Regions from separate parts of the Homo sapiens genome. Here region 1 is linked to region 2. A link is a loop called in an ENCODE intact Hi-C map of the cell type or tissue named here. Cell type or tissue: body of pancreas. All regions are shown on one strand. Links, peaks and the distances in the headings refer to the core of each region. The heading gives the core; the rest is flanking DNA. Region 1 overlaps WWOX (WW domain containing oxidoreductase). Region 2 overlaps WWOX (WW domain containing oxidoreductase).

Region 1 (5,379 bases), core at 276-5,275, 62 kb before region 2:
CACCCGGCCCCTGCCTTTTTATTTTGCTAAACCTGATGACCCTTGCCATAGCAGAACTAAAGTGATGATGATGATTACAGCAGATCAGTTATTTTGAGCTCTGACTTTGCATGAGGCCCTTTATTAAGTGCTTCACTTGTGTGATCTGATTTAATCTTCACAAGCAAACTGGGACAGAGGGACTGTGCCTATTCCCATTTCACAGAGGTGAAAACTGACACTTAGTTTTCACCCGGGTTCTCCCTGTCTATAAGGGGAAAAGACAGGGTTCACACCAAGGCCTGTCTGGATCCAAAACCCATGCTCATAATCACTAAGTTATACTACCTCTTCGAGATGCTGATTTGGAAAATAACTCCATGATGAAACATGTCAAGGGAGACTGCCTGTACTCCGTAATGCAGAAATGCATTAGAGCTCAAAAATCTATGCTGTTTAGGAAAGAAAAATGATATCGCTCAGAAAATCATTTAAAAACTTCCTGGTGAATGCACCCAGCTCGCCAATGCATGCCAGCCACAGGGCCTCACAGCACATTTCAGGAGCAAGACAATTCAGACCCCACTCTTCCCCCTGAAAAACCTCCTTCCAGAACCCTCTTTTGCAGTGAGCAGAGATAAGCCTCTCCAATTTACATGTTTGTCATTCTCTAACTTTGAGAGCCCAATAAAACTAAGTGCTTAGTGAGAATCAGACATGGATAAGCTGCTTGTAATTTATGATTTAATGCAGCATAGTATAAAAATAGGCAATGAAACTGAAAGGCAATCAAAGTCTATTGTCACAAGGAATGGGAGGAACGGGGACGTGATCTAACATTTGCTGAGATCCTGCTGTATACCGGGAACAGAACATATATGGTTTCATTTCATCCTCCCATTATCACCGTGAGGCCTCTTCCGCTTATCTATTGCTGAGTAACAAGGTGTACCCCTCAATTTACTGGCGTAAAACGACAACAGTTTTATTACATCTCATGATTTTCTGGGTCAGGACTCTGGATAGGGTTTGGCTGGTTGAGTCTCCTCTTGCAGTGGCTGTTGATGGAGGTCATTTAGTGGAATCCAGTTGGCAGGAGAGCTGGCCTTGGAGAGTCTAGGATGGCTTTTGTCACATGTCCAGGGCTTTGTCAGGTTAGCAGGGCAGGGAGGGCTCAGCTGGTCTCAGCTCGTGGCTGCTCCAGCACCGTGGTCTCAGGGTGATTGGATTCTTGTAGGGCAGCTGTTTCAGCTACACAGCAGAAGTGGCACGGCCTTTTCTGACTTAGTCTCAGAAGGCAGAGGGTGTCACTTCCACTGCATCTTTGGGGAAGGCAGTCACCACTGTATAGTCCTGAGCTCACTGGGATTAAGGGGAAGGGACACAGACTCCACCTCTCGATGAGAGGAGAAGCGAATTGATGGGCAGATTTTATCACTGTCCTGGGGCCTTTGCTCTTTGCCCTTCCCTTTGCCAAGAAAGTTCCCTGTACTCTGCAATGCTGAGTACTTCTCATCCTTCAGGTCTACTGCAAGTGTCACTTGGCCAACACACCATGCCTTCCCAGTCTCTGGTGTTACTGTCTGCATACTGTAGACCATCATCTTGTTTGCATACTTGTCTGTTATCTCTTTATCATCCGTCTACCCACATCAGGCAATTCCAAGAGAGAAGACCACTGGTTTTGTTTGATCTAGTCCCTGTTGAGTCCCTGTGCACCTTCAGAACCACATCTAGCAATAGAAGGCGCTGCACGGGGAATTCTGGAATGAATAAAAACGCTTGGCAGTACCGCATGGCGAGCCAGTACCCGTGAATGCTACTTCCTCCAAAGAGAATTCCTGGGATAACAGAGAATCCATTCATGGCTGCCAGGAGGACTTGGATATTTCTCATTTTCCATTGGCCCTGGAGTGGAGGAACAGAGCCGAAAAGTACGTGGGGGGCAGGCAAAGCTGCGGTCAGAGGCAGACCCTGTTGGTGTTGGCCGTGTCAACCAGCTTTGCTGGTTTCTATTATAGCCCTGGTGTGGCAAAGGACACTGTGTGACTGTGAGCTCAGGTCAGCATTGCGATCCCTTCAGGCCTCTGGCTTGCAGGTTCCTGTTCAACCCTCTTAAATATGCTTTTGAAGCCCGTACGTTCGGTCCACGCCAACTCCTGTTTATACTGGTGCGAAGTGATGCCTGCTCAGATTCTGGGCGTTTCACGGGAAGGTATTAAATGTGTTTTGAAAATACTTGAAAGTCCAGCTGTGTATGCTTTATTTTATATTTAGCCTTAAATTAGAGACTCCATATACCTCAAGTAATAAAAAGGCACAGCAGGCACTTGGGTTTTCCCTCAGCTTGCTGGGGCCGTGCACCTATGTGAGATTTTATTATTTGTAATTTTGGGGGGGTTAATTTCACAGCTTAATTCTGGCCTTTATGCATTTAGAGCTCCCCTCTTGTGTTTCAGAAAGGAGGAGTTGTTGTTTTCTTTTCACTTGAGTTTAATAAATGAAAAAGGGGAAGGGAGAGGGAAGGAAGAGGAAAAAGCACAAATGTGCTTGTTTTTGGATCAGCCCCTGTACTGGGCACATGGATGCAGTCAGTCCTCAGTGTACCCCAGGAAAGAGGAAACTGAGTCTCCATGTGGCTTTCTGTCTGGCCTTTCTCTTTTGCTTGCCTTGTGCTTTGAATGCAGGCCTGATGTTTGCCTGTGGACCTCAGGATTTGTAAGGCCATCTCCACCCACCTACAGCTAAGTTTCCCAAGAGCCGATCTCCAGCCAAAGTCCAAGGTTCCTTGATGACCCCTGGGAGGAGATGCAACACACAGTTTCCTAGAATCATTTACTCCCCAGGCTAAGCACAGTCACAGAAATGAGGTAGCTGTAGCCAAGGATGATGGCATAGCACATTCGTTTCTTAGGCGTGCCACGTACTAGGTGGCTTCAGTCAGCAGAACTGTATTTTCCCACAGTTTTGGAGGCTCAAATTTGCAAGTCGAGGTTTCGGCAAGGCCATCCTCTCTCTGAAAACTCTATGGGGGCGTCCTCTTTGCCTCTTCCCGGCCTGTAGGTATTTCCTGGCAACCTTTGGTGTTTGGGGCATGTTGTCACCTCATTGCCATCTCTGCCTCTGTCTTCTCACCACCATCTTCCTTGTCCATGTCTCTCTATGTCTTCAATGTTCTTCTTATAAGGACACCAGTCCTTGGATTTAGAGCCCACCCTAATTCACTGTAATCACATCTTACCTAAGTCCATCTGCAAAGACCCTATTTCCAAATAAGGTCACATTCTGAGGCCCTGGGTGGACATGCATTTTAGGGACCCTTTCAGGCCACCATATATGGATTCCAGAGTGACCAGTAGAACATAGCTCAGGCCAAGAGAGAAACTCAACCTTGGTGAAGTTGCATGAGAACAGAAGGCAGCCCTGGTCCCTGGGAGAAACCCATCCATACTCTGGTTACCCACTGGCCATTCCTGGGGACAGGCGGCAGGTGTTTAGTCCCCTCTCTGCAACCATTTGCGGTCACCTCTTATGTGCTAGGCCTGGTGCTCAGCGCTGAGTGAACCCATATCAACAAGGCATGGTCACTGCGCTAGGGAAGTCCCTGGTCCAGTGGGGTGAGGGTGGCAGTGGCTGGCAACAAAGACAATGAGCGCTGAGATTGAACTACAGAAAGCAGAAGATGGGGTGACAAGTTTGGCCTGCGGCAGGAAAGACTTCCCAGTCTTTAAGGATAAGTGGCATTTGATGAGTTGCACAAAGAGGAGACCTGTCCTGGGAATGGAGGAGAAGATGTGAAGCGCGGGAAGTCCAGGGACACACAGCCGTGCAGAGACCCGGGGGCCTCAGCAGGTTAGAGTGTCTGCATGGCACCGGCAGAGGATGAAGACAGGGCTGGGGAGGGGCATGGGGTTAGCCTAACAAGGGCATCAGGTGCCAGGTTAGAGTTTCGGTTTCTAAGCTGTAGATAACAAAAATTTCTTGAATGCTTTTAGCCCCTGATCTGAGTTACGCTTTTTTTTTTTCCTTCCATTTTCCATCCAACAGACATTTGTGAGGCACTGTATTTGTTTTCAATTGCTGCTGTAACCAATGATTACAAATGTACCGTCTTAAAAACCTAAATGTATTATCTGACAGTCCCATAAGGCAGGAGTCCAACACAGGTCTCACTCGGCTAAGATCCAGGTGTAGGTGGGGCTGGGCTTTTTCTGGAGGCCCTAGAGGGCAGCTTGTACCCTTGCGTCTTCCGTTTCTTAGAGGTTGCCCATCTTCATGGACTCAGGGTCCCTTTCCTCCATCTTCAAAGCCAACAGCACCTGGCTGAGTCTTTCTCATGCTGGCATCCTTCTGGCTCTCTCTTCAGATTCCCTCTTCCGCTTTAAGGACCTTTGTGATAGTTTTGCACCCACTGGATGACCCAGAATCATCTTCCTCTTTTAAGATCAGCTGATTAGCAACGTCAGTTCCACCCACAATCTTCATTTCCCTTTGTCGCGTAACCTAACATATTCACAGGTTCTGGTGAGTGGGATGGGGGTATCTCTAGGGGACCATTATCCAGCCTTCCACAGGCACTTTGTCACAGGCCAGGCGCTATGCCAAGCAGAGAGGTCACAATAGCAAATGACACAGACAAGATCCTTGCACTTCCAAAACTTATGTTCCAGTGAGGGTGAAGGGCGTTGAAGAAGTCAACGAGAAAGTCAAGTTTTTACAGTAAGTGTAAGTTGTGTGGGTGAAATAAAAAAGGTTCTTTGCTGGAGAATAACAAAGGGAGGGACTTACATAAATAGAGTAATCAGGGGAGGGCCCCTGAGAAACTCTAAAACATGAGGAAAGGGCTCATGATGTGAAGAACTGGAAAGGTGTTCCAGGCAAAAGGAATGGCAAACACAGTGGCCCTGAGACACTCAGAGAAATCACTCAGGCTGCCTTCGAAAGGATGTATTGGAGAAGATGAGGCCAGGGGATTGTTAGTAACTGTTGCAAGGATCCGGGAGAAAGATGATGAAGGCCTTGTAGGGCAAGCTGGATAAGAGCACCCAAAATATCCATAACCGAATCCCCACTACATAGGCATGCTACTTTATATGGCAAAAGGGAATTTGCAGAAGCTAAGCACTTTAAAATTATTATCTCCTTAAACCTCACTGCAGAGTTATAAGGAAAGCACTGTTATCAGATGAAGAAGTAGATTTCATCAAGTGACTCACCCGGTATCATATAGCTGCTTAGCGGCAAAACCAGGATGTGAATGGAGAGCTCTTTCTCGGATACCAAAGCTATTTAATATTTATCATTGACTAATAATGGTAGAGAAAGTAATCATCATAACCTCTGCCCTTTATTAGTCACTCATGGTGTCACAAGCCCTTTACAAAGCACTGTGCATGCAAA
Region 2 (5,379 bases), core at 121-5,120:
GGAATTCGATGGGTTGCACTGTAAGTTTCAGTTTCCTTATCTGTAAAAGTAGGAATAATATCTAGACCTAAAGGTTATTTTGAAGATTAAATGAGATAATGCGTGAAAAGTGCTGACTCAGCACCTGCAGAACCCATGCGTCGTCATCATCACGTTTGTTGAGGGATTTGAGGCGTGTCTAGGAACGCAGATGTGGAGACACCTGGAGCATCTTCAGGAGCTGTTTCTGCGGATTCTCATGTGGCTTATCAAGCACAGGAAATAGTTTTCCTGGAAAGACATGGAGCAAAGCAGTTATTTAGCCGTCCATCCGGCACTGCCAACCTCTTCGTGTTCCTGCAAGGATTAAATGAGAGATGGTGACAGTAGAGAGTCAGCCCTGAGGGAGGAGTGTACAATTCATGGGCTACTATTCCATGTGTGTGGGTCAGGAGACGCTTAAGGCATTCACAGCACTGGGTGTGAGGAAGGATGCAAATAAGCTTAACTTATTTATGAATTATCTGCCCTGGAATGGCATTCTAATGTTGTGTTGGAAGAGAGACAAGAATGTGCTGGGAGGATACTCAGTTTATAACGGACGTTCTGATGGCCAGTGCAAATGGCGCCAGGAATCTGTGTTTATAGAGATGGAGCATGGATGCCCCTGAGCACCTGTGTGTGTGCGAAGGGTGAATGGGTTGCTGGGAGTTCGTCGGTTGTTTAGGGAAGCACTTACGTGTATGCCTGTGTGTGTCTCTAGGACTCACTCTCCACTTCCCACCTTACTTATTATTAGTGTTCTTGTTTCTCTTCGCTATGGGGAAATGCAGATAAACCGTAAAAACTTGATAGAGTGAACAAAGGCTTCGGAAGCTTCCTTAGTTCTTATAATTGCTCAATGGGTTCTTCTTGCCTGCTGCACAGGTAAAACCCAGTTCACTGAGATGACATTATGGCAGGAAAGAAAGAGTTTAATTAACACAAGTCCAGCCAAGCAAAAGGACAGGAGTTTATTATTACCCAAATCAGCCTCCCCGAAAATTTGGAGGCTAGTGTTCTTCCAGGATAGTTTAGCAGGAAGGGAGCTAGGGAATGGAAAATGCTGATTGGTTGGGGATGAAATCATTGAAGTGTGGAAAATGGTCCTCGTGCACTGGGTCAGCCTCAGTTCCAGTTGAATCACAAGTCCCAGGCCTAGGTGGGGTCAGTGGGTCATCAAAATGCAAAAGTCTGAAAACCATTCCAAAAAAACCAGTCTTAGGTTCTACAATAGTGATGTTATCTACAGGAATAATTGGGGAAGTTCCAAATCTTGTGACCTCCTATGCCTACATCTTAGCTGAATTCAGACCCCTCTCCTAATCCTAACCTTGTGGCCTTTTAGGAGCTTTACAAAGGTGGTTTCATTTCGGGAAAGGCTGTTATCATTCTTGCTTTAAGATTAAAGTATAAACTAAATTCTTCCCAGTGTTACTTTGCCCTATGCCCAGGGATGAGTGAGGACTGCCAGCCCGTGGGGCTAGAAGCAAGATGGAGTCAGCTATGCTGTCATATTCCTCTTATGGTCACAATTTCACAAAGGTGGCTTCATTCTCATGACCATTGCTCCCAGGCATTGTTCTTGAATACCTTAGAAAGTTTCATTAGCTCATGTCTCTCCTCTTTGTACCACCTTCCAACATTTCCCTACTGCCTTGGACATTAAAGTCCAAATCCAGTCTGTTCATCATGATCTGTGGAGCCTTTGATAATCGCAGCCTCCAGCTTCTCCTTCACACCTGTCTCCTGTCTCCTGCTTTTTCTTTTTGTGCACTGCCCAAGAACCTTTTCATCTACTAATCTTTGAGTTTGCCGTCCTCTCTTCCTAAATCACTCCCCTCCCTCCACTGTTCCACGTGGGACGTTCCTTCCAGAGAGGCCTCCCTTAAGCCCACCTTCCATACCTCCTCTGGTTATCCTCAGTCATGAGGCCCTGCTTCCTCCCGCACACTGAGCACAGGCAGTACCTGCTTTACTCATGTACTTGTTTATTATCTGTGTCACCCAGTGGGACATAGTAGACTCCATCAGGGCTGGGAAGGAATCTGCCTTCGTCACCATTTTGACATCATTATCAAGTGCGCAATTAGGCTCACAGTTGAGCTCAACATAGGATCTGTGGAAGGAAAGAAGGACAGAAGGAAGGAAGGGGGAAGGGAAGAAGGGAGGAAGGGAGGGAAGGAAGGAGGGAATAATTTCCAGGAAGCCTCATTGGATTTCTTTCCCCCTTATTTCTGAAAGCTCACCTCTTTACAGCTGGCAAGGCCAGCAGAACTGAACAATAGAGCCGGATTAAGCAAGCATTCAGGTGCCCACTTAATTCAATCGGCGAATTTGCATTTCTCAGGCTCTGTGCCATGAGAGCCTGCCGCCTCAAGGGACCACCTGCCTTCTACCAGAAGGACTTTGCTCCTTGGAGAATTTCCCTCTGGCAATGGTCCAGGTCAAACGAGGTACCATACAAATGTGGCTTGTCACCATTTTCCAGTTTAACTTTCTCAAGCCTTGGCTGCCTCGATTTCATTCCAGACTACAGTAGCAGCTGAAAAGGTAGCTACCATTGCAGTCGAAGACACTGGCAGATGGGACTGGCTTGTTGGCAGAGATGGCAGAGATGGCAGAGATATGAACTATCTCTGAAAGGGCATTCTGCATGCCACAGTTAAGTGCTCTGTTGAAGGACGGCTCTGGAAGGGAGCATCCGCGAAATGAATAAGAAGGTGGTTATTAGTGAGGTCTCCCTGAAAGGAGCATAGCTGGATGCAATCCTTGGAGGCCCTGTCTAGGGCCTGTCTGGGGCTCCAGCTTTCATAGGGCCGGCCATCCCCTTTGCTCTGGGTGAGATCTGTCTTTGCTTCTGGTGATTCTGATATTCACTATCGAGAACGATTGCTTTAAAACACATCAGATCAAAGTTTTCTAAAATCAGAGTAAAAGCTAAAACCTTTGCAAGGTCCTGCATGACTTGAGTCCCTGTTCCTCCCTTGACATCAAAATGGCTGTTGTCTGCTCTCGCTCTCTCTCTTTCTCTCTCTCTGCTTCAGCTGTCCTGACCTCCTTGACCTTTCTTAAAAACTTTATGAAAACTCCACGTTTGGGCTTCCCTCCACCTGAGATGCTCTTCTCGGCTCCTGTGAGGGCTACCCCTTTACCCTTTATAGTGTCTGCCCGGACATCTCCTCACTAGAGACCTTCCCTGACCACTGCCACATGGAATAGTACTAATACTTCATGCTCATCCTCTGCCTGCCCTGGGTTTTTAATTTGTGCGTGTGGGTGGGGTGGGGGGCGGGGGGGGGCACTTATCACCACCTGCATATTATGCTTTTGTGCATTTCAGGTTGGTCTTTCCCGCAAGAAGGTAAACTCATCTGCAGCTGTATTCGCTGTGCCTATGGTAGTGCCTGGCAAATGCACAGAAGTGGGTATTACTGAGGACTTTGTGGTTCGAATGGAATGAGTGTGCTGCTGACAGTGTTGCGAGTCATCTGCAAATGAAAAGTCCTTCCTTCTCTTCCCTTCTGGAACCTTCCAAAGAGGCTAGCCTCCTGAGAGGGCGTCTCCTGGGAATGCCTGTGATCCAGGCAAGGCACCTAAATCAGCCAATAAATAATTAGTTTTGAGAAAAAAGCCTGCACAAAAGCAGAACTCACAGATTTTCTCATTGATCTTCCTGCCTTTGCCTTGGCCATGGTCAGTCTTTGGGGCTATTAGCTGCATGTACAAGTGCACAGGGGATGGGAGGGGGGCTCCGGAAGATCCCTAACCCATTGTGGACACACCATTTATGTTAGTGGAATCTGGTAAGAGTGATTGAGGAGAGAGCATTGGGTGAATGACCCTGTAATCCTTATAAAAATAGTAGCAACGGTAACTAATGATGTTTATGAACTGCCTAAGAATGCCATGACTGTGTCAAGCACTTCCCATAACTAGCTCATGTAAAGCCTGTAACCATCTTGGGGGTGAGGACAATTATGTCCCATTGTGTTATGTGTCTGTGTTTGCAGGAGTTGTTCAGTGGTAAGGTGCAGTCAGGACTTAAACCCGTGTTCCTGAGAGTAGCTCTGTGCTGCCTGACACACTCCTTCCTCCTGAATGCACAATCATATGTTCACGTGCCACATGGTTTTCAGAAAGCACTGCACGTGTAGGAAGCTCAAGACAGAGACGTGGCTGGTCACGGTGGCTCATGCCTGTAATCTCAACGCTTTGGGAGGCTGAAGCAGGAGGATCACTTGAGCCTAGGAGTTCGAGACCTGGGCAACATGGTGAGACCCCCATCTCTACAAACAACAACAACAAAAAAAAAAATTAGCCAGGCGTGGGGGTGCATGCCTGTGCTCCCAGCCACTCAGGAGGCTGAGGTGGGAGGATGGCTCGAGCCCAGGAGGCCAAGGCTGCAGTGAGATATGACCTCACCACTGCCCTGCAGCCTGAGCTATAGAGCCAGAACTTGTCTCAAAAAAACCCAATAATAATAATAATAATAATAATAATAATAATAATAATAATAAAGAAAGCGAGAGAGGAGGTAGGGAATGAATGCCGAAAGTGGTTCCTTGGGTCTGATGCCCACGCTTAACCGATTCCCAGCCAAACATTTCACAGTTGTCTTACGCACAGGCGTAAGATATGCATCTATCTTGGTGTGCACCTGAGAAGTAGTTATGTCTAAGTTTCCGACTTGACTTGGTAGAGTCATTTGATCAGTAAAGCGCAGAGCAGATGAACTACCTGGAAAGAAAGTGCCGGAACTCCCCACGTGTGACATCTCACTTCGGGGAAAGGTGGGCCCTGCGCTGCGCTTGGCGAAGGTAAATGCACCTGGGTATCCTCTTGACCTGGAATGGTGGAAAATAAAGAAAACTTCAGCATGTAGCAAGTAGTTGTGAGTACGATTAATGCTGTTTAGAGTTGCCAGTTCTCTTACGCACTCAGCGAAGGCCGTGTGGCTTCGCATTAATCACCACCAAGCCAACATGAGCTTCCAGCAAAAGAGCCCAGTGATTGGGAACAAATTCAAAACAGCTTTATTTCATTGACAGACAGGACCTTTTTGTTAAACTGTGGTTTAAAGACCTTTACATCTCTGTCTTGTTCACACGTTACTGTAGTCATTTACGTAAACTTAGGAACTAAGAACCGACTTATTTATCACAACCTATTGGCAGGAAAAGGGTCACATAAAAAAGAATCTTTATTGGTAGGTTTTTTTTTTTTTTTAAAGCTAATAAACAGTGCTAGTGGAAAGTATGCTGTTATCAACCATTATTGAAGTAAGTGGGTTTCTGGACTGAAAAAAAATAAAGAAAACATCTAAATGTCAGTGTGCAAATAGAAAGTAGCAGTCAATTA

The links. Hi-C counts contacts between places; a loop is a spot of excess contacts. Peaks named below come from ENCODE experiments on the same cell type or tissue, not always from the same donor. Only the 100,000 strongest peaks of a DNase experiment are listed, where the experiment ranks them.
Region 1: a loop joins it to region 2, with 3 times the contacts of the local background. A loop is called at or near these places in 1 of 110 quality-filtered maps.

Annotation. Positions count from the first base shown.
Region 1 is chr16:79,002,514-79,007,892 of GRCh38, forward strand. All of the region lies in intron 8 of WWOX (WW domain containing oxidoreductase), which reads left to right. Among named protein-coding and RNA genes, the nearest start is that of WWOX-AS2, 510 kb to the left of the region's middle. In body of pancreas, for the core only: no CTCF peak of the experiment used is centred there; no DNase peak of the experiment used is centred there.
Region 2 is chr16:79,064,327-79,069,705 of GRCh38, forward strand. All of the region lies in intron 8 of WWOX (WW domain containing oxidoreductase), which reads left to right. Among named protein-coding and RNA genes, the nearest start is that of MAF, 530 kb to the right of the region's middle. In body of pancreas, for the core only: no CTCF peak of the experiment used is centred there; a DNase peak (open chromatin) is centred at 2,415.